Linked DNA regions of Homo sapiens: region 2 is linked to region 1. The links are chromatin contacts, found by Hi-C or POLR2A ChIA-PET in ENCODE. All regions are on one chromosome and are shown on one strand. Each heading gives the region's core, a stretch centred on a gene start or an enhancer-like site at or near the end of the contact. The rest is flanking DNA. Distances are from core to core; before and after follow the strand shown.

Region 1 (7,288 bases), core at 650-3,149:
TGGACAGAATACCTAGTTCTAACAGGAAGTTAGTAGTCACGGAGCCTGGCTACTGCCAAGCTCTTTCACTGACTTTGATCAAACCACACTTGGGGCTGCGTGCAGTGGTTTATATCTGTAATCCTAGCACTTAGGAAGGCCTAGGTGGGAGGATTGCTTTAGATCAGGAGTTTGAGACCAGCCTGGGCAAAATAGGGAGACGTTATCTCTACAAAAAAGTAAAATAGGCATGGAGGTGCACAACTGTGGCCCTAGCTACTAAGGAGGATGAAGTGGGAGGATCGCTTGAACCCAGAAGTTAAAGGTTGCAGTGAGCTATGATTGTGCCACTGCACTCTAGTCTGGGCAACAGAGCAAGAACCTGTATCTAATAAATAAATAATAAACAAACAAACAAACCACATTTGGGCTCTGTGTCCCTGGGTCTTTATAGACACAAAGTATAGCCTTGGGAAACATGAGTGGCCTTTATTTATTTTTGTGAAACTCTCCCAGTAATTCTTTTTATAAGGCTCTTCCGTCACCTCTTTTAAGACTAACTGGAGCGGTAACCCCTCCTTAGGCTCAGAGATGACATTCTCTCCATTCAGCCAGCTTGTCCTCTGCCCTCATGGGACACATCGCTCTTCTTGAGCTGATGGGAGTCTGAGAAACAATCTTATACACCAAAGATAACCCTCCATTCCTCTATGGGCAGAAAAACAGATCGCAATTAGATGAGCCAGGGACCTTAATAAATGCAGATGTCCATTTAAATAAACCAGCAACTCTTGGGATGTAAACAGAAACAGAAACATACTTCATAATTAGAGATGAATGATGAGCAAATGAGTCAGTAGAGGATGGATTAAAGCAATAGTCTATAGCAATAATCAGAAAGTCAGAGCCCAAATCTCAGATCTCTCAGTAATTGTTAATTTTTGTTAGATTATTTAGTGTTTCTGAGTTTCAGCTTCTACATCTGTACAAAGAATCTGATGATACTTATTTGTGTGCATGCACAAAGCTAGGTACATTGTAGCATTCAAATGTTCATCTTAAGAAACAAAATGAAGGGTGAAGAAAAAGAGCAAACTTTGTGCATCTAATACCTGGTACAGTGGAGTCAACTAGTGCTTTGGGGCATATCACACTGGTGGTCTAATTCCAGCTCTGCCATCTACTGGCTGTGTGACCTTGGACTTGTCACTGACCCATATTCAACCTCAGTTTCTTATTTGGAAACCTAAAGTATTAATGGCTGCTTGATATCCAAAGGAGACAGATGATAGGCATCAAGTCAGTAGCTACCAAGGATTATTATTTTCCACATAAGGTACTTTTCTAAATTCATCCTGATTAATACTATAATATAATCTCATCATCAACCCTCTAAAGCAGGAATTATTATCCCCATTTCACAGGCCAAGAAACTGAGAGATTTAAAACTAGACAGTGTCTGGACTGTTTCTGTGGTCTAATTGTTTCATCATGCCTTAACTGAAGTAGAAGACCTGTTGACCCATGCTGACTACTAGAGCTCCTGGCTAAGGTTTCCTTTGCTTTCCTTTGTTTGTTTGTTTGTTTTTGAGATAGGGTCTCACTCTGTCACCTTAGCTAATGTGAAGTATCGCAATCACAGCTCACTACAGCCTTGAATTCCTGGGCTCTAATGGTCCTCTTGCCTTAGCCTCTAGAATAGCTGCTACAATGCAGGTACATGCCACCATACATGGCTAATTTTTTATTTTTTGTAGAGACTGGAGTCTTGCCATGTTGCCCAGGCTGGTATCAAATTCATGGCCTCGAGCTATCCTCCTGCACTAGCCTTCCATAGCCCTGAAATTACAGGTGTGGGCCCCCATGACCAGCCTAAGGTTCTCTCTGATAAGTGCTATTTCCTCCGCAGCCTTCCCAAAGCTTTGGGGGGTACACACTTTCTTTGCCTACCGTTTTCTCCTCTAGTGTGTGCATTGACTGAAATCACCCACTAGATGGTGCTGATATACTAACTTTGGTTTGCTTTGGCATCTACCCGGTGAATTAAAAATTTACTTTATACATCAACAAACCAAAATCTCTACATAAATCTCAGCTTGTAAGAATCATATACTTGTAAAGATTTTTTTTTTTAAATTCAGGGTGAACTCTGGAGGCTTAGTTATCTTGCTTAAAAATGCAGACCAGCCTTCTATAAATTTACCAGCTGAGGCTCTTCTATGGCCATGAGCAATCTCAACACTGTGTGTGTATCTGCTCCAGGGTGAGATGGAAATTATTAGCGGCTTTTTCTCTGAGTGTATAGCTCAATGGGCTTGTGAGAGCCCACCAGCTCTCCATAGCTTCTGCTTACTGCTCTGTGAAAGGAGACGCAGAATACAGACTCGGCTCACAGCTCATGTGAGGATAGAACAGGGTATTCTAGTAGATCTGATTACTCTCTGATTTCCACTTCTTTCTCTTATTGCCTGTCACAAATGTCTATAAAATCATCATTTTGGAAAAGTATCACACCCCTTTATAACAACAATAATAACCAACCTCTATATAGCCTTTTGTGGTTTACAAAGCATGTCTCTCTCAAATATTTAATATATCTAAATTAACAGTCAGTGTTATTTACTCCATTTTACAGAGGAGAAATTAAGGCTCAAGGGAGTAAGTAGATTCCTAAGGATCTACAAACTATTTAATTACAGTGCCAGAACTTGAACCCAAGCTTTCTGATTACAAGTATCTGGCTAATGTCACTACACAAGATAAAAACCTTTATTACATCTAAGGAATACACTTATAATGACAACTCATATCCTGCTACTTCTTTTCTGAATACCTCTGAATTTCACCTTACTTCAAAATTCAGAGTCCCTGGAGGGAGAAAACAACCCTCTCTCCCCACTTTTCTTGTTTCCTCCCTCCTGTCTTCCATTCTAGTGCCCAACCCAGCAATAAATGTTGTGGGAGGCAACAGAGAAGACACTGTCTGTGTTCCATGTAGCTACAGAACACCAAAGCTGGAAGGGATTATTGTGATTATCTCATCTAACCACCCCTTTTCCATTTAAGGAAATCAAGCCAGGAAGGACAAGAAATATTCCTATATGTGACGCCATGGGATTGTCTCAAATGACCTACTTTTAATTGCAGTGAATCTATACCTTGGTATACATTAGTTTAGAAACTGTGTTCATGCCAACTGCATTTCCTTTAAAAGAACATCTAGTTTAAGTTTTTCACTCATGCAGCATCCCCTCTTCCCTCTGACCCCCAACATACATACACAATAATCTTGGGATCTTCCAACTTTGTCTTATGAAATCTTATCAAAGTTGAAATCTTCATGTCACAACTTTACTATTTTAGGGTCTAAGGCAAAGCAAATTCAACGAAATCTGAGCTGTAATTGGCCTTTTTATTCTTTATTTGCCTCATACCTCCTGTTTGTCTTGTAGATGCTTCTGCTATTGAAATAATCTCAATGTATTACAGCTGCCTTTCTCCTTACCTGCTTCTCTCAGGGAGCTGAATAGCCTTTGGGAAAAGAACTGAATCTTAGAAATCTTTGTAACTCCAGAGTCTACTCTAGTTTTTGGCAAAGAGTACATGATCAATAATTAATTGCTAAATTAAATTACAGTGCATTAAATTGGACCTCCACATTAAGAACCACCTCTCTGGGCATGTATCATCAGGATTTTAAAATCCAGATGGATTTAGGAAAAAAGCACCTATTAATAGATATTGAAGGTTGAAGATCTATTAAGATATTTAAGGTTTAACAAACACTTTTCTAATTCTGCCCTCCAGGTCCCACTGGTTAGATGAGGGTATTTGAATTAAGGATTAAACCACACAGAATCTTCTAATTTAGTAATACTGTTTGAGCTCCTCCCATGTGAAAAAGTAAGCAATCAGGTGTTCTGAAGGCCACAGAATTCTTATAGGCAGCAACAAATCAGGGAACACCACCTGGAAGAGGAGAAGTAGAACCAGGCTTTAAGAGGCTGAATTTGGAGAGGCATAGAGGAGTCCCTCCAACAAAAAGAGGGTTGCAAGGTTTAGGATTTGCCATGATATGAAAGCCTGTCTAGTCCTCTGGCTTGGTGGACTTATAACTCCATCATTTTTACAGGTAGAAGGGGCTTTAAGGTCTTCTAGTTCAACCTTCCATTACACATGTGGGAAGACTGAGGCCAGAGCAGGGAGGTAACTTGGCCACTGTTCCCCAGCAAGTGAGCGACAGCACAGGGATGAGAGCCCAGGTCTGACTTACAGCCCTGTGCTCTTTTCACCACATTTCTTGAATAATCCACTGTGCACCTGGCGATGCTTTTCTTTCAGAATCCAGCCACGACTTCGTTTTCTCTGCATGGCAGGCAGCCAAGCGCCTTGAACTTCTCCATGTTACCATTTTGCCCTCTGCAGAATGGGATATTAAAGTATTCACTTGGGGGAGGGGTCATGGGGTTTCGTCAATAAATGTTTGTGAATTGCTCTGAGCTATTTATGCCAGAGGGATTCCAGAAGTGAAAGACCCTGGTGGCCGTGGTGGTTGTATCTGAGCCTTTTTTGAGGTCTTCCCTCTACTCTGCAGAATTAAAGAGATGGTTTAAGTGATAAACTATTCCTTATGAGCTGTATTTGTGTTGAAAGCACAGCATGAGTTCCCAGCACGCTTCCTCTAGCACAACCACAGCTATGCACCAATCCTCCTGGGTTCAGAGATGGAACTTGGGTTAAATGCATGGAATTTATTCTTAGTCCTTTTCTTAATTACGACTTTTTATTTCTCTGGTGTTCTCTAGGGGAGGGGTTAGAGAAGAGAGGAAAAGGAAGAAAGAAAGGGGGCAGGGAAATATAGATTCAATGCTTTTGTTTTGTTTCTGGGCTGCTTGCTATCAGCAAAGTAGAGAGATTTAACGGATCTTGCCGAGAATGCAAGCCTCATTCCAAGGAAGCCAGAGCTCAGAAGACATGGAACAAATACAATGAAAACATAACTTGAGGTGAGGGCAATCGTTATTTGACTAATAAATTCCGTAGGCTGATAGTGAAAGACTGAACCTTTTGTCTATCAGTTAATTTAATAAACAAATAAAAGGGACTTTCAAGTTAAGAGAGCCATGTAATCCTGTGGAAGATGTTTCAGCAAATTGCTATGTAAAAACCAACACCATTGCTACACTAGGCTAGTCTTGCAGATTTTCCTCCTGTGTCCAATCTGGCATCTCAGAGCACTAAAACCCTACTCCCTCTTACGTTCTGGTCTTTCTTTTATTCAAAATCCAGGTCGGAAAATGTCCCCTGAATATTTATGTCAATGTCCTACCTTAGTGAATATTACTTAATACTGTGGCTCCTTTAAAGCATGTAAGTAGCTTGCATGTAAGTACATTCTGACTACTTTTTTTTAATTATCCTTTCCCTCCTCCTCCTCTTTCTCCTTTTATATCTTCTTTTCCTTATCCTTTCTATTTTTTTTTAATTTTCCTTTTTCACTGTGATCATTAAGCCATATGCTACAGGGTACTGTGCAATCTACAGAGGGAGAAAGTTAAAATAAGATGGGTTTTGGAGGTAAATATCCTACTTGTAAATGCTGCCTTGGTAGAGACTGGCTGTGGGAAATCAAGCAACTTCTGAAACTTTACAAGACAGATTTCTCATCTACAACATGAAGAAAATAATCCATTGTCCACAGGCTTCTTGTGAGGGTAAACAGACTGAGTAGATTAAAGCACCACAGTACAATCTGGGATAAATGGGCACTTGACATTTGTGAGTTTCTGCAATCTCCTTTGATCATGAGCTCAGATGGTAGGCACTGGGAGTTCTGTTTCATACAAGCACAATTATGGAGCCCTGGGGGAGTAAGTTCCAAAGGGATATCTCCCTAGATGATTCTACCAACCCTCATTTTCCCCCACGGAGCAATTAAACCATCTGACCAAGAAGGTAGTTAGCACGGGGTTTAAGGAAGGTAGGTTAAGGAGTAGGAGAGAACTGAATTGGAGCCCAGCTGCTCTACTGACTAGCTCTTGATGTTGGTCAAGTGCCCAACACTTGTATTTAAACTCAAGTATGTTTTCCACACGTACAAAAATGGAGACAACCTACTTCATTTACCTTTGTGGTGAGGAGCTAGCAAATGTTAAGCACTTCAAATGATATCTGGCACACAGCAAATTTGGTTACTGTTATTTTTTCAAGAATAGCCCCAAGAGGGTACATGCTTAGGACCATAGGACTTCAGTAGAGTAAGAGGGCACAGTGAGCTGGTAAAAACCATGCTTTTCACCTGGGTGGGTTAGGCTCCCACCTCTTTCCCTCACTAATAACAGATTAGTATTGCATACACAGTTCTGGCCCAGTGCAAGGATTACCTGTCCCATGAAGCCTTCTAAATTCCATCTCCCTCCTCTTGTCCACCTCCAGAAGTGGCCATTCTTCTCTCTGAGTTTCTGGGGCACTGTGTGTCTCTTGTCTGTGTCAGTGAGCACTCTCTGGTGCCACAGAAATTGATACTCATGCTTCATTTTTCATGCCTGGACATGGTATCCTTTAGGACACAGACCATGGCTTTTACCTCTTAATCTATCTTTTGGGACAAGTTTATCAATTCAATATACATGAAATAAACAGATTGGCAAATGAGTCATCTGTCAAATGCATACTATAGTAATTTTTTTGGAGTTTATGGGATTGTGAAGTAAATGTCATGAGCAAAGAGACATGATGAACCTTTGAAACTGATTTGGTCTCTTCAGAATATCCAGTAAGATATTTTAGACAGTAGTTTTAAACTTGGTTCAGCCATTCAGAAGGAAGTAAGACCATTGATTTGTATCAGACACCGTAGAATTCTTAAATTGCAAAGGGATATACTAAGTAAACAAAAGGAGAGGCTTGCTCATACCCTGAATTAGTTGTCAAAATTGTCAAAGTAACTCAATGTTGTTGATTGCTGTCAAAGAACAGACTGAAAGAAAAACAACTATGTCTCAAATGCCCAGCAACTGAGTGGGTAGAGAGGTTTTATTGTGCTGGTCATAAATAGTTTTCACAAAGTTAGAGTGCTTACTTGAACCCTGCTTGAACTAGCTGGATGCTGGTGCATTCACTACTGAGAGAAGAATTTCTTAAAGGGTTTGGGTTGCTCCCACTTCTTGTCATGGAGTCAGCCAATTTTTATGTCTGTTTATTACTTTGTAGCCCAGCTGGACCCCAGAAGGATGGGCTATTTTCCCCAGAAGGATGGAAAATAACACAAATGCACACAGTTACCAAAATGAAGCCAGAAATCTTCTGG
Region 2 (6,827 bases), core at 754-3,253, 79 kb after region 1:
TTTAGGAAAAATATTGTTTTCCAGGGAAGCAATTTTCTGAAGTATGAGTTGTTTTTTTAAAAACACAAAAAACAACCAATTGATATCACTGAACAGAAAACTTCTCTAAATCTGCAGAATTTACCTTAGATCCTGTCATTCACCTTAGATATTCCTGCATAACTAGGGTGGATTTAGGTGGGTTAGATTTTTAGATTTAGCCCTAAAAGGTACTATAAAGTGCTTTCCTAAAAATAAAAGGGGCCTTTGGATCCACTCTGAAGCTATTGATTGTGGACCTGACCAGGTTTCCTGTGTATCATGGTGAGATTGGCAGCCAGGTACAGTACTGAACTAGATAGATAAAGAAGATGCCAGTTCCCATAGAGTTTCTGAGATAGGTGACCATGGACAACAAAGATGTAAGCAACTGAACAAGATCATTGCAAATAATGATAAATGCACAGGAAACAAAAAGCACCATAGTCAGAAAGTGACTAGGCTGGCAGTCGTTATATTGGGTGGTGACAGAAGCTTCTCTGAGGTCAAGACATTTGAGCTGAGACCTGAGAAGGAGGCAATGATCTGGGATCAGAGCTTTTCAGGAAAAGGAAACAGCCAGTGAAATGCTCCAAGATAGTAGTAACATTCTCTTGAAGTACAGCAAGAATGCCAGTGTACTTATAGTAGACTAAACCATTGGAGAGAGCAATTAGCTTGAAGACAGAGGCCAGATGACATAAGGCATGAGTGGCCATGCTAAGGAGTTTGAAATCTAGGCGGTTAGAGGGGTTAGCAGGAAATTGTATGGCATTTTTTTTTTTTTTAAGACGGAGTCTCACTATGTCACCAGGCTGGAGTGCAGTGGTGCGACCACTGCAATCTCCGCCTCCGGGATTCAAGTGATTCTCCTACCTCAGCTTCTTGAAGAAATGGTATGGTATCTTTAAGAGACCTGTTTGCTGTAGGATAGATGATAATACTGGAGACAGAGAAAGCAGTTGGAAACTTTCATGTAAGCAGTGACAGAAGGCCTTGCATCAGAGTGACAGCAGTAGAGATGGGCAGGGGAGGAGAGATTTCAAGATATTTTCTTCAGGCAGAGGAAATAGGACTCTCTGATAGGCTGGATGTGGAAGGAGTAAAGAAAATAATTGGCAGGGTACAGTGGTTCATGCCTATAGTCCCAATACTTTGGGCAGCTGAGACAGTAAGATTGCTTGAGCGCAGGACTTTGAGTCCAACCTGGGCAACAGAGGGAGACCCCTCTATCTAAAAAAAAAAAAAAAAAAAAAAAAGGCTGGGCTAGCCATGTGTGGTGATGGTGCATGCCTGTGGTCCTAGCTACTTGGGAGACTGAGGTGGGAGGATCACTTGGGCCCAGGAATTTGAGACTGCAGTGAGCCATGGTCGTGCCACTGCACTCCAACCTGGGCAAGAGAGCAAGACTCTGTCTCAAAAAAAGAAAAAAATAAAAGAATCAACAAAGACTCCTAGGCTTTTGTTTTGAGCAATTGGATGGGTATCATATAATAGCATCTTCTGAGACAAAGACTGGAGTAGAAAGGAATTTTGGATATACAATGAATAACTATCTTCTAAGGTGAGTTCCAACTCACTTCTAAGGAATCAAACTGTTCACACCCAACCAACACTTCCACTTTTACAAACAAACAACATGATTTTAACTTTCTGTCTCCACTAGGTACTCGACTGTGGTTCAATCTCCAGACCTAGAACAGGAATAGAAGCAAAGGGATTTTCAATATAAATATTAGTTGAATGGTATGAAGTAAAACAAACTTATACTGGTAATAGCTTTGGAATTTACAAAGCATTTTCCCATGCATTATGTCTTCTCCTCCTCATATTAACCCTGCAAACGAAATAACATTATTACCCGTACTTTACAGAAGAGGACACTGAAGCCAAAGGAGAAAATTAACTAGCTCAGTCTTGCATGACCCCTGTGAATGGACTGATCTTGAAACCCAGGTAACCTTACTCCCTGGTCCCAGCCTTTGTTAATGGGGACACAATCCTGGAAATTTTGCCTGTGTGTAAACCTCTAGGGGCTTTTTCTTTCATCGTTTTACATCAGCCAGACTCTGACTCACAGCTGGAGAATCAGCTTCCTTATTATGTAGCGAATTCCATGAACACACACCAAGAGTTGTTTTCTGTAACAGGCTGAAGTAGCTTCTTCTCCCAGTCTCTTTCTCCCATCAAAATTAGAATATCTTTCCTTGGAAAACTGTGCCCAGGTTGAGGGGGACTTCTCCCTGGTTTTGTGTAGACTCTTTGATATGCTCCAAACTCAACGCCTTTCCTTCAATCCCTGGGGCCTTAGGAACAGCCAACCCACATGTGGTGGGAAGTGAGGCGAGGGGGAAAGAGGAATGTGAGGGAGACACAAACACAGCACAATGTTTTCTTTCTGAGAAACTTCATCAAGGCTCCGATTCCAGTGACCTCACCTTCAAGCAATGCCAGCTCCTTTGCTTTAAATCAAAGTTGACATGTGGTGGTGGTTCACATATTTGGAGTCTAATGAGCCTGCAGCTTCTAATGCTGCAAAGGAAATCCTGAGAGTAATATCTGCCCTCTGAGATCAGAGGTGGTCAATAACCTTAATGTATGTCAGCTTCCACACTTTACTCCAGAATTCTTAAGGAAGGTACACATGAAAGGTTGGGCTGTCTATGTAGTGAGCAGCATTCAAATTGGGACACTTACCGCAACCCGCCAGTATACATTCTGTAGTCTAATTTCAAGAAAATGAAACTGAATTATACAAACAGGCTCTCAATTGATCTTCCTACTTTTATTCTTGTCTCGTAATCTTATGTTTTTTTCTCAAAGCACTGAATGTCCTTTCCCGGCTCAAATTCTTCTAGTCCTTACTTGTCACAAATAGAATATAATCGATGTGCCTTTTGATGTCCTACAAAGCCATGCATGATCTGACACCTGGCTATATCTATGAACTTTATTATCACTGCTTCCAACACTCATTCTCACACAAGCTATCTTAGCATCCTTCCTATTCCTAGAGCATGTAACCCGCTGTGACTCATGGTCATTGGCTCTGGTCTTCCCTCTGTAACTGAGGAAAAGGCTCTTACCCAAGAATCTCATGATTCCTTCAATTCCTTCATAATATTCAAGTTTTTGCTCAAATATTACATCTTTAAAGAGTCCTAGCTCCACCATGGTGGAAGTTTCTTCTCCAAGATTTAGTAGTGCCATGATGGTTAATTTTATGTGTCAACTTGACTGGGCCATATGGTGCCCAAATATTTACACAAACATTATTCTGTTTCTGTGAGGATGTTTTGGAATGAGATTACATTTAAATTGGTAGGCTGAGTAAAGAATATTGATTGCCCTTGCTAATGTAGGTGGGCCTCATCTAATCAATGGAAGGTCCAAGTAGAACAAAAAGGCTAAGTAACAGAGAAGTCTTTCTTCCTAATGACCTTTGAACTGGGACATTTGCTCTTTTTAGGTCTCAAGCCTGACAGTCCAGACAGGAACTAAACCGTCAGCTCTCCTCAGTCTCCACTCCAGCTTCCTGACTCACCCTGTAGATCCTGGGACTTTCAAGTACCCATAATCACATGAGCCAATTCCTTATAATAAATATATCTCTTTCTTTCTTTCTTTCTTTCTTCCTTTTTCTTTCTTTCTTTCTTTCTCTTTCTTTCCTTCCTTCCCTCCTTCTTTCTTTCTTTCCTTTCTTTCCTCTCTCTCTCTCTCTCCGTATGTATATAGAGGCAACCAACTTCAGATAAAATATTTGAAACAAAGAATATCTGCACTGAACATGTACTGACTTTGTCTTTTCTTATTACTCCCTAAATAATAAAGTATAACAACTATTTACATAGTATTTACATTGCATTAGGTATTATAAGTAATTTAGAGATGATTTAAAGCATACATGAGAACATGTGTAGGTTGTATACAGATACCACACCATTTTATATAAGGGACTTGAGCATTACTGGGATTTGGTATACTCGAGGATGGAGGGGTCCTAGAATCAACCCCCAACAGATACCAAGAGATGATAATTATTGGTTCTGCTTCTCTAGAGAATTCTGACAAATAGAAATTTTGGCACTGAGAGTGGTTCTAGAGGAATATTTGTTTTCTATTAACAATATTGTGGCCGGGGATCCCAGCACTTTGGGAGGCCGAGACAGGTGGATCACCTGAGGTCAGGAGTTCAAGACCAGCCTGGCCAACATGGCAAAACTCCATCTCTACTAAAAATACAAAAAATTAGCTAGACATGGTGGCGGGTGCCTATAATCCCAGCTACTCAGGAGGTTGAGCCAGGAGAATTGCTTGAACCTGGGAGGCAGAGGTTGCAGTGAGCCGAGATCACACCACTGTACTCCAGCCTGGGTGACAGGTAAATAAATTTAAAAAGTAAAAATAAAAAAATAAAAACATGTATTTTAACAGTTTATTACTCTTTCTAATGCCATAGCCAAAAGACATGACATACTCATCTCACATGTCATAGTCAGTGGCATGCTGGGGGAGGAGTGTGATGCTGATCTGCTTCAGATAGTCATTTAGGGACCCAAGGCCCTTCCATCTAGTGGTTCAATAATCTTCTAGAAGTCCCTTTCTATAAACTCAATATATGTATTATATTCTTTCTTTTTTATACTTACTGTGCATATTTATTATAAGGCATACAACATGATGTTATGGGATATGCATAGATAGTAAAAAAAAAATGCCCTTTCTTTTTCGGTTGTTGTTTTTGTAGCAAGAGCAGCTAAAATCTATTCATTTAGCCTGATACCATATGCAGTACAATTTTATTATCCATAGTTCTCATCCTACACATTAGATCTGTATACTTGTTCATCCTACATATCTGCTTCTTCATATCCTTTGACTTGCACCTCCCTCTTCCCCCACCACCTCACCTGGTAACCACTGTTTGGTTCTCTGTCTCTGTATATTTAAACAATTTTTTAAAATGTCACATATAAGTGAGATAATGTGAAAAATTTCTTTCTGTGTCTGGTTTATTTCACCTAGCATAATGTTCTCCAAGCTCAACCGTGTTGTGGCAAAGTGCAAGCTCTCATTATTTCAAGCTGAGTAACAGTCCATTGTATGCATGTAGTACAGTTTCTTTATCCATTTGCCAGTCAACAGGAACTTAGGTTGTTTTTATATCTTAGTTATTGTGAATAATGATACAATGAACATGGGAGTACATATATCTTTATGAGATTGTAATTTCATTTCCTTTGGGTATATACCCAGAAAAGATATTGCTGAGTCATATGAGAATTCTATTTTTCGTTTATTTAGAAACTTCTATATTGTTTTCCACATTGGCGACACCAGTCTACATTTCCACTGACAGCATTACGAGAGTTCTTTTTCTTCACAATGTCTCTAACATTTATTATCTTTTGACTTTTTGTCAATAGCCTTCTTAATGGGTATGAGGTGATATTCCATAGTGGTTTTGATTTGTATTTTCTTGATGGTTAATGATGTTAAGCACCTTTTTATATACCTGTTGTCCATTTTTAAGTCTTCTTTGGAGAAATGTCTATTCAGGTTTTTTGTCTGTATTTTAATTGGGTTATGTTTTTCCCACTATTGAGTTGTATGAATTCTTCATAAATACAGTATATTAACCCCTTGTCAGATATATGGTTTGCAAATTTTTTTCAATTTTTAGACTGCCATCTTATGTTTATTGTTTAAGAGAAACAGAATTTTAAGATGAGTTTTCTGAATGGGTTGTGGGGTTTATGAAATCTGCTCTCTAATCTGATTAGATTTAAATATGCTAATGATTCTATTTTCAGTGGTAGAAAAAGTACTGATGGTCTGTGGCATGGTCTGACAGTACAGATACACAAAATCTCACCATTGCATACTACTGATCAATGGCATATAAGAATCTTGGAAGGATCTGCATGATTATATATGATACTTTTAAACACTTCTGTCTGACTAACAAGTATAATGAGATTGGCTGGTTGCTCCTAATGTTGCTTAATTAAGTAGGAAAAGAAAAAGATGAACTCAAGGATTCAATGTCCCAATTCAAGTGCTACGTAAATGACTTGATAGCTTCTATATGAGCCCTGAAGGAGACTGCTATCTCCTGTAGCTCAGGGCTGAGGTTGTGGAAAACCAAATCTTTATCATGCAACTGGCTGAATTACAATACAAGTTTGAACTGCCAACCTCACAGGTTGCCTTCTGTTAAAATGTGGACATTGATTGCAAAGGAAGTAATGGGGTTCCTGAAAGATGAAATGGAGATATGTGGGAAGATCCTGATGAAGGTTAAGACATTGAGCCCCTAAATTCTGCATCATTTTTGCCAGTGGAAGCAGACTTTCCAGACATAGTGGAAGCATCTTTTCTATCCCCATTTGAGGGGATTTACTATGTATTGCCTGAAGAAACTCTAATGGCTTCTCCTGAGAGAGTTATCTTGTAAGATTAATGGTTCTCCTCAGGACCCATCCCCATGATCCCTCTTTGCTTTTAGACTTATAGCTAAAGTCCAGAAGGTGCCTAAAGGTGAAGTATACATCCTCATGAGTAAAACAAGGAGGTGCACTATATTCCAAAAGAACTACTTTGTGCTTTCTAATTTATACAGACAAAAATCCAGGGAACATGTGTGGGAACAGATACTAATGGTGTGGGATAATGGTGAAAGGAACATAAAGTTGGATCAAGTTAAATTATTCATATAAGCTCACTAAGCAGTGATTCTTAACCAATGTTGCAGCTCAGGGAGTTAAAAGGGGTTCTAATAGTTTGTTTTGTTGGTTGGCTGAAACAGG

The links. Hi-C counts contacts between places; a loop is a spot of excess contacts on that map. ChIA-PET counts read pairs that join two places held with the same protein, here RNA polymerase II (POLR2A). Pooled maps may share reads with other maps.
Region 2: a map of MCF 10A shows a loop between it and region 1 (11-fold over the local background). The contact joins two enhancer-like sites. A Hi-C loop is called at or near these places in 11 of 168 maps with a recorded cell type or tissue (Calu3, IMR-90, MCF 10A and 7 more), 1 of 37 single-sample maps with no recorded cell type and 3 of 50 pooled maps. POLR2A ChIA-PET finds 5 or more read pairs at or near these places in 7 of 52 experiments (A549, AG04449, AG04450 and 4 more).

Annotation. Positions count from the first base shown.
Region 1 is chr9:115,591,761-115,599,048 of GRCh38, forward strand. It overlaps LOC105376235 (a long non-coding RNA gene), which reads left to right and starts at 4,923. Exons shown (of 7, transcript XR_930270.3): 1 at 4,923-4,985; 2 at 5,269-5,349. Within about 2 kb of position 1,900, at least 2 of the 41 ENCODE cell types and tissues checked have a DNase peak (open chromatin) inside an H3K27ac peak, as active enhancers do.
Region 2 is chr9:115,670,753-115,677,579 of GRCh38, forward strand. LOC105376235 (a long non-coding RNA gene) reads left to right here. Exons shown (of 7, transcript XR_930270.3): 6 at 1,685-1,764; 7 at 1,893-2,076. Among named protein-coding and RNA genes, the nearest start is that of LINC00474, 250 kb to the right of the region's middle. RefSeq lists an enhancer at 1,329-2,528. Within about 2 kb of position 2,004, at least 10 of the 41 ENCODE cell types and tissues checked have a DNase peak (open chromatin) inside an H3K27ac peak, as active enhancers do.